Regions from separate parts of the Mus musculus genome. Here region 1 is linked to region 2. A link is a contact called in ENCODE Hi-C or POLR2A ChIA-PET data. All regions are on one chromosome and are shown on one strand. Each heading gives the region's core, a stretch centred on a gene start or an enhancer-like site at or near the end of the contact. The rest is flanking DNA. Distances are from core to core; before and after follow the strand shown.

Region 1 (4,196 bases), core at 792-3,291, 1.5 Mb after region 2:
CAACCTCACACTCCGGCATCTTTCCTCCAGGGCTGTACGTAACCCCAACAGCCCTTCACTGTGGGCATCTTTGACCTATTTTGCACTACAGGAAGTTAAATCCAGGTCTTGCACGGGCCAGGCAAGGACTTTACCCCCAAGGTATACTTGAGGGGGGTGGGAGGTGGAGCAGATTCCTTTTTAACCCAAACAAGACGAAATGCAAGAGGAATCAAATGGGCATTAGGCTTCATTACCAATGCTGGGAGAACAGGGGCTAGGAGGTGTGTGTGTGTGTGTGTGTGTGTGTGTGTGTGTGTGTGTAAGGCAAGCAGAGGAACAGACACCTACTCTGGTTTCTCTATGACTCTGTCACCTATGCCCTTCAGATCACACCAGTTACTGTGCTGATGTGATAAATGATGTGCACAGAGCTGTCTGGAATACCCAAGTGGCGTTGCTGAGATAGAGATGACTCAGCAGTTCAGAGTGTCTGCGGTCAATCAGGAGGACCTGAGTTCAGATCCCAGCAGCCCAGCCATCCAGCCATCCCTGGCAGCTTACAATTAATGGCCAGCTTGACTCCAGTTCCAGGGATTCCAACGCCCCCTTCTGGACTGCAGGCACGTGGTTCACATATAGACAAGCAGAAAAACACATAACAAAAGTCTCTTGTTTCAAGACAGATTTCTCTGTGTAACCGCCCTGTCTGTCCTGGAACTCCATTTGCAGACCAGGCTGGTCTTTAAAAAAAAAAAAAAAAAAAAAAATCATTGAGATCCACCTACCTCTGCCTTCTGAGTGCTGGGATTAAAAGTGTGTGCTACCATGCCCGGTTCTAAATAAAAATCATTAAATAGAATAAATCAGTGCACTAAGCTAACATTTCCTTGAGAGCTCTTGCCTATAAGAGAAGGATGGGAAAGCTAAAGTTTAAAGGGTAAGCAGGATGTTTTGGGTGCTTCCATTTCCCCCAAGATGTCCTGTCCTGGAGGAGCCAGCAATACAGAGAGTACAGCAAAAGAGGCACCCAAATGAGGGAGGCCTTAACTCCAGTCTTCTAAAAATGTTGGTATGTTCTTCAATTATTTGAATCGCTCCTGCCTCTCCCTGCCCAGAAGACTCCCACAGGCAAGCAAGCACTGGACAATAGGAAGAAGTGGTACAGGTGTGGAGGTCAGAGTACAACTTCTGGAAACTGGTTCTCTCCTGCCACCACGTGTGGATCCGGCTCAGGCAACTCAGTGAGCCACCTAGCCAGCCCCTGACTTTTAAATTGACAGTATGGCTTTAACCTTGAGTATGTGTCCTATGAACTCAAGCTCTCACTTGGGGTGAGGTGGCACAGATCAAGCAACTTTTGTTAATGTTGAGATCAAACGCTTCAGAGATTCTCCAAGAAAAACCAATTATTTACTTCACCCTCTGTACAAACAAACATAAAGAAAGCTAATCTCTTGTACTTCAAAGGCAAGCAGAGAGAGAAAGCGCCTGCTACCTTATTAAGAGCTCAGCCGGAATTGTATTCGTTCTCTGAACGGCCAAATGACCTTGGGTCAGCCACCTTCCGGGGACCGTTTCTAGGTTTGCAAAACGAGGGTATTGCTCCGAGGATAACACGTGGGAGCTTCTTAAGCACAAACGTTGGGCGAGCAAAGGTGACTTAACCACGCGTCCTCCGCCACCACGTGCACTGGGCACATCCCCAGGACCCGCAGACCCCCAGAGTGTGCGCAGTTGGGCAGTCCTGGACGTGCAAGCACCCCACTCTCCCCAGGATGCTCAGCTCAAGGCCCCACGACCGCGTGCAGGGTTGGGTGTGGACGCGTGGCCTCACGGTCACAGCCCAGAAGGACACTCACTGACTCGCAGCAGGGCCACGTAGATGAGGAAGTTCCGAATGGAGGAGACCACATCCTCACGCATCTTCCGCTTCATCTCCTCCGGGTCCAACTTGGGCGCGAGACCCTCGATCCGGAACATTGCGGCGGCTCTGCCTCCAAAGCTTGCGAGAGCAGCAGCTTGCTCTCCTCCAGTGGCCGCCCTGCACCCGGAACTTAGCCAGGCTCCACTTCCTGTCCCACCCCTTGTTTCTGTCCTGTGACGGGAACCTGTGAGGGGAAAATTTCATCCTGTCTTCTTGTGTCTGAAGCAAAGAGACCTGAAGGGGGCGGCCGCCGCCTTAAGTCTCTGAGCCTTGGGTGGATCTGGACTGTGTTTTGGTCCCTAGCCGGGAGAGTGCCACCTGTAAAGTTGTTTTATGCTGTAAAGTAGGGAGGTGTGTGCAAAAATATCATTATAAATAATAATAACATTTATGAAGAATCTAAGACAGTACTTCGTGAAATGCACATTTTAGTCTGTCCTTCCTAGGTTTGAAATTTAAAACAACTTAGTTGGGAATGAAGTTCGTTTGCCAAATCGTTTTCTTAGGATGCATGAAGCCCTGGATAGTGTTGCTGTTGTGATAAACACCACCAAAATAACTTAGGAAGGAAAGTGTTTCACCTAACCTGTTAACGTTATCCAGGGAGGCCAGCACTGGAGTTCAAGCTGGAACCTAGAGGAGGGAACTGAAACCAAGCGGAGACGTTGTCTTTACTGGCTAGCTGGCCTCAACCAGCTAACTTACTTTTATTGGTTAGGACCACCTGCCGGGTGGCATTGCCCACAGTGGGCTAAGCCTTCCTCCATCAACTAGTAGTCACACAATGACCCTCAAATTCACCAATAGGACAATCTGGTGGAGGCAATTCCTCAATTGAGGTTTTCGCTTCCTAGGTGTCAAGTTGACAAAAACTAGCCAGCACAGTGCTGCACACACCTGTGTTCCCAGCACTGGGCTGCTGGAAAAAAGGGGTCAAGAGTTGAAGGTCAGGGCAGTGCTGGCTCAAGCACTTGGGAGACACAGGCAGGCAGATCTTTGAGTTCAAGGCCAGCCAGGTCTACAGAGTGAGTTCCAGGACAGCCAGGGTGACACAGAAAAATCCTGTCTCCAGACAAACAAACGAATGAGTTCAAGGTCAAGGTGGAAACAGTGTCTCACACCTGTAATTTCAGCCCTCAGAAGACAGAGGCAAAAGAATTACTGCAAGGTTAGGGGCAGCCTGGGTTACAAAGTAATTACAAGGACAATCTGAAACAAACAAACAATCCCAAGATAAACAAACACAAACAAAAAACAGAGGTCAAGGTTATCACCCTCAGCTAGTGAGCTCAGACTGCTAGTGTCCCAGACACTGAAATTCTAACATTTCCCACATTTTTTTTCTGTACACTCATTTTTTGGAGGTAACTGATCTTTAAATATTCTAATGAAGATCTTGGACTACAGCAAGTATGAGCCCAGATCAAAACTGATCAACACTGGACAGATGAGAGAAAATCAAGTTAGAGTTTTCAGACATGAATGGGACAACTGAATTTTTCACATAATCCAATATCAGAACGTCTCTTTTTGCAGGCACACTGTATAACAACAATGAATTTGGGGTTAAATAAGAATAATACTTGAGGGCTGGTGAGATGGCTCAGTGGGTAAGAGCACCCGACTGCTCTTCTGAAGATCGGGAGTTCAAATCCCAGCAACCACATGGTGGCTCACAACCATCCATAAGGAGATCTGACTCCCTCTTCTGGAGTGTCTGAAGACAGCTACAATGTACTTACATATAATAAATAAATAAATCTTAAAAAAAAAAGAATAATACTTGAAGCCGGGCGTGGTGGCACACGCCTTTAATCCCAGCACTCGGGAGGCAGAGGCAGGCAGATTTCTGAGTTCGAGGCCAGCCTGGTCTACAAATTGAGTGCCAGGACAGCCAGGGCTACACAGAGAAACCCTGTCTCGAAAAACAAACAAACAAACAAACAAACAAACAAAAGAATAATACTTGAGGCCGGCCATGGTGGTGCATGCCTTTAATCCCAGCACTTGGGAGGCAGAGGCAGGCGAATTTCTGAGTTCGAGGCTAGCCTGTTCTACAGAGTGAGTTCCAGGACAGCCAGGACTACACAGAGAAACCCTGTCTCAAAAACACCAAAAAACAAACAAACAAACAAAAAAACTTGACTGTGAGAATGACTGACAATGTTAGCACCTTCCTGATTGACAGAGTGTAAGACCCTGGGGTTAGAGTAAAAAACTCTCGAGTGTTTCTTCAAGCTTTAGTAAGTATTTGCATCTATAATTCAGACAGTGGACAAGCAGAGGCAGC
Region 2 (4,323 bases), core at 1,807-4,306:
GAGTCAAAGGTATCGTCCCAGGCACAGAGAATAGCACTAGCAAAGGTTGAGAGGCAGGAGATCTCGGAGGAATGCCCAGGAAAGTGAGGAGGCAAGCTGGCTGGAGCACGGGGCACCTGCAAGGGAGCAGCGGTGGGGACGTCAGGGTTAAGATGGAAAGGCAAAAGCGGAGAGAGCAGTATGAGGAACCTAACTGACTGGAGGGGAACAGGAGGCCAAGGAAGCTTTAAACAGGGACATCCCCAGCACTGGGTTTTCGGGCAACTCTGGGGCCAAGTTAGGAGGAGACTGTATTAGTATAAGCGATAATAAAGCCAGAGTTAAAGCTGTATGGAGAGGAAGTTGCCATTCAGAAGAAAAGTAGAACTGACATACAGGACTCAGAAAACTGAAGCCAAAATCAGCTTCCTATGACCAGTACCCATTTACTGACTAGACAGCTTCAGTTTAATAAACCAGGGAAGGAGAGGGGACTAAGTCAGGATGTGGGAATGACGCTGGGTGGTAAATGATGCGATAGGAAGTATCTGTAGCAGGGGCACAGAGGTGGGGTTACTGACAGTATTAGGCTGTGGCTGGGGATCACAGGGTGTAGAAAAAGAGACCAGGAGCGTGATGGTAGGGAACAGACACATGATGAGCCACTGAGCAGGTGGGGAGGGAAAAGCATGAGTCCATGGATGCTGACTAAACCGGGGATGACAGGGAGGCCGGAGGCCGGGTCAGGAGCTCCAGAAGAGCTAGGGATGTGGTAAGCTGCTAAATTGGGCTAGTGGGGAGAGAGTGAGAGAACACTGACAGCGGCTAGGCAACCCTGGGTTGGAAGGAGAGGCAGCATGGGGAGGGGACAGTGTTGTGGTCACTGGCAGGGTCAAGCTGGGAGTGACATGGGGGTGTGGTCAGTGGCCTGGCTGGGCGTGGGATCAGTAAGACCAAGTTTCCTCTTTGGGTATCATTTCCTCTTTTCTGTCGGGGAGTGGGGGAAGGGGATCCACAACTGGACCTAGAAGTAAAAGGAGGCTCAGAAACCAGGGGGTACACATGGGAAGAGCCCGGTGGCGGGGGGGGGGGGGGTTCAGCAGCTGACCAGGTGGTATGCAAGTATGAGAAAGTGCTCTCCGATGTTGGGAAAGCTCAGGTTTGAGGGACATGAAGTAAAGTAGGATGTGTGGATCAAGAGACAGAGACAGGGGTGTGGGGGTGGGAAATGGTTCAGATGAACAGCAGGAGACGAGCTAAAGACCACGACAGTATCTGTAAGGAACTGTAAAGGTATGCAATGTGGGACCAGGGAGGGCAAAGAGACAGAGAGAAGGCAGTGTGTGGAGAATGAGGGAGGCTCGAGTCAAACTGTCATCATTTAGTCGACAGCGTTCCCTTGGTCAGCTTCCCCTCAGTCACAGGCTTCCTATTCCCCATCCTCACTTAGGACCTTGTCTGACTCCTGGGTCTCTTTCCATTTCCCACCTCCCACCTCGTAAACATCACAGCCCAGAAATCCCTGTCTCCCAGTGGTGGTGGCCTCTGGAAGCCTTGTGCTTAGGCAGTAGACTAGAGAAAGCAGAGTCCTGGCACTTCTAGCTGAGGTCCAGAGCTCTAGCACTTCTTTGGGTAAAAGAGGCCTCTGTAACTGCACAGGAATAAGAGAACTCACTACAAAACAAAGGTAGCTACTTCCTGCCAACTTCTTACATTTTACCAGCTCAGCTGTAGCTGCAGCCTCAACCCCTAACGCTATCACCAATTCCTAACATTAATGCTGACTTTATTTCCTATTTCCCTATACATTGACATTCACCCCTTTCCCAGAAGACACCCATACTAATCTGGCTTTTATTTTTAGGCCCAAATCCCCCAAATTTAACCCTAAATACTCCCTCCCACCCCACCCTGCAGTTCTAAAGCTCATTTGTAACTTGGTTCTTAATTAACCTTTTCACTGTTTATTCTTAATACTGACCATGACACCGGCCTTTAATCCCTAAAACGGGCATCTAAGCCAATTCCTGTTGATCCTTAACCCGATCCTGTACTCTGACTTAATGCTGGTCATTGCAGAAAATAATGACCTCAGTTTAAATGTCACATATGCGAAACAGACTTGACTCGTGCAGCAAATGTTTAGAATGTAGTTCACCTTCTTAACTTCTAAAGGGATCCTTGCTTCCTAAACGCGACGGCACCTAACCCAAACTCACCCCAAGTTTTCCTAACCACTTACTCACTATCGGCTAATACCAAAGCCCATCCCCGCCCAGTGCCTCACTGCCACCCAGTGCCTCACTGCCACCCCATTTCTACCCGTCCCCAAACCTAGCCGAGACAGAGAACTGTCTACCCCCGCGAAAGGGCCTGCTTCTCGCAACAAGGCCAGCTTAATTCCAAATCCAAACCGAAACATACTGGACCCTGACCTCCCTAACCAGACACAGGATATGCAGGAGGATTGGGGGCCCCGCCCGCCGCTTCCCGGGCTGGCCCGATCCCGCAGCCCCACCTAGAAGCTCGGCCCAGCCCGTCCGGCCTACCTGCGCTGCCCGGCTCTGCGCCCCGCCCTGGGCCCGCTACCCGCTCCTTCTCCCGGTCGCTTTTGGGGCTCCGGCCTCGCCCTCCCTTCGACACACTCTCGGCCACTTCCGTCCTGGAAACGTCCCCCACCCGCCGGCGGCGCCCTGGGCCCGCGCTCTATGGTAGCGGAGACTGCAGGAAGCTGCTCTGGCCGTAGTTCTCGATGCTCGGGCGCCCGCGAAGCCTGGCCGCCCCTCCCCAGCAGGAAGCGAGCGTGCAGAGCTCTGGAGAGAACGCCCGAACTAAGCTGGAGTTCCCTTTTAAACGCTTAAGTTTTTTTTTTTAATAGCTCGAGGCGAAGGCGGACAAGGATCCTCAGAATCCCCGCCCTGGGGCGTGGGAAGCTTGAAAGGACGTCCCCATAATTTGCATAGCCCCCGGGACGTGGCGCAGCCCAGGAGCCACTTCCGAGTTGGAGAGAACTCCAAGTCCCAGGATTCCACGGGGCTATGTGCACCACTTCCGTTGTGTTGGAAGCTGAGGAATACAGAAGCTGAGAGACGGGTGCGGTTTAGAGTGACAGCTAGGCCCTTGTCCCGGAGTGACGGAGGTTAAGTCGAGCCGACTGGACAGACTGAGGGGTCGTGCCTGAGGTTCGGAGGTTGGATCTGCGCGGAGGGATTTCTATCCATAGATATCCCAAATGGATCCTGGTGGTCAGGATCTGCTAGCTTTGGATCCCGGTGATCAGGACCTGCTGGGCTTCCTGCTAGAGGAAAGCGGAGATTTGTGGGCTGCGACTGAGCCGGACGTGAAGGCTCCGCTGGACTTAGAGCTGTCACCTTCCGAGGTGGGTGGGTGGGTGTTCCCAGTGGGGGAAGCTAGGGATGTCCGCGAGACCCAAGGTACGGAAATAAATCAAGGCCTTTGAATTTGATAGAACTCCGTGCAAGAACTGAGCGACTGGGAGGTAGAGGATTTACTGAGCTCTCTGCTCAGTCCCTCAGTATCGCGGGATGTTCTCGGCTCTTCCAGCTCTTCCATTCTCCATGATCACAACTACTCCCTTCCACAGGAGCACGTCTCCATAGATCTAGGTGAGTGTGAAATGATAAGTTGTGGGGGAGGAGAGAGCTCACTGGGCTAGCTGGTTCTACTTTCCCTTTTGCAGATACTGAGAGCTTCGAAAAGGAGGGGTTCCACGTGACTCCACTGCCAGGGGAGGAAAGAGCAGCGGAACAGGTGCTGGACTTGATTTTTTTTTTCAGGATTACCTCACTTTGCAGCAGCCAAGATCCCCCATACTGCTCTGAGAGCTCCATGCAACTCTGCTCTCTTCACTATTTCCTCCATCCTTAGGAGATGTCTAGGCTGATACTGACCGAGGAAGAGAAGAAGCTCTTGGAGAAGGAGGGGCTCACTCTGCCCTCAACCCTTCCTCTCACTAAGGTAAGGCTCCTGTTGGTAGAGCAAAGGCTGGAGGGGGTTGGTAACCCAAGTAGGCAAGCTCAGTTTGTTTCATATCAATCACTTGCAAAAGGACAAACCAACTCCTACAAGTTCTCTCATCTCCAAACACACACCCACGTCAAAAGATAATGTTTTAAATGTAACTTTAGTACAGAGCCTTGAAAGTGAAGGGCCTTGATAGCTTCCGTTGTTATCTTGGGACCTCGAATCATACTCAGTGGTAGAAATGCTTGAGAGGCTGACTCAGTCTAACAACATCAACAATCGTCAAAGCTGGACATGATGGTGCACCCCTCTATAACCCTAGCACTCTGGAGGCAGGAGCAGGAAGGTCTTCACAAGTTC

The links. A loop is a pair of places that touch in the nucleus more often than their neighbours do. ChIA-PET counts read pairs that join two places held with the same protein, here RNA polymerase II (POLR2A).
Region 1: a loop to region 2 is called in a map of T-helper 2 cell, with 6 times the contacts of the local background. The contact joins the promoter of Tomm5 here to the promoter of Creb3 in region 2. A Hi-C loop is called at or near these places in 1 of 37 maps with a recorded cell type or tissue (T-helper 2 cell). POLR2A ChIA-PET finds 5 or more read pairs at or near these places in 1 of 5 experiments (embryonic stem cell).

Annotation. Positions count from the first base shown.
Region 1 is chr4:45,106,072-45,110,267 of GRCm38, forward strand. It overlaps Tomm5 (translocase of outer mitochondrial membrane 5), which reads right to left and starts at 2,042. Exons shown (of 2, transcript NM_001099675.1): 1 at 1,842-2,042. The coding sequence starts at 1,962.
Region 2 is chr4:43,559,602-43,563,924 of GRCm38, forward strand. Creb3 (cAMP responsive element binding protein 3) reads left to right here and starts at 3,057. Exons shown (of 9, transcript NM_013497.4): 1 at 3,057-3,358; 2 at 3,449-3,605; 3 at 3,680-3,750; 4 at 3,868-3,957. The coding sequence starts at 3,212. It overlaps Tln1 (talin 1), which reads right to left and starts at 2,982. Exons shown (of 57, transcript NM_011602.5): 1 at 2,529-2,982.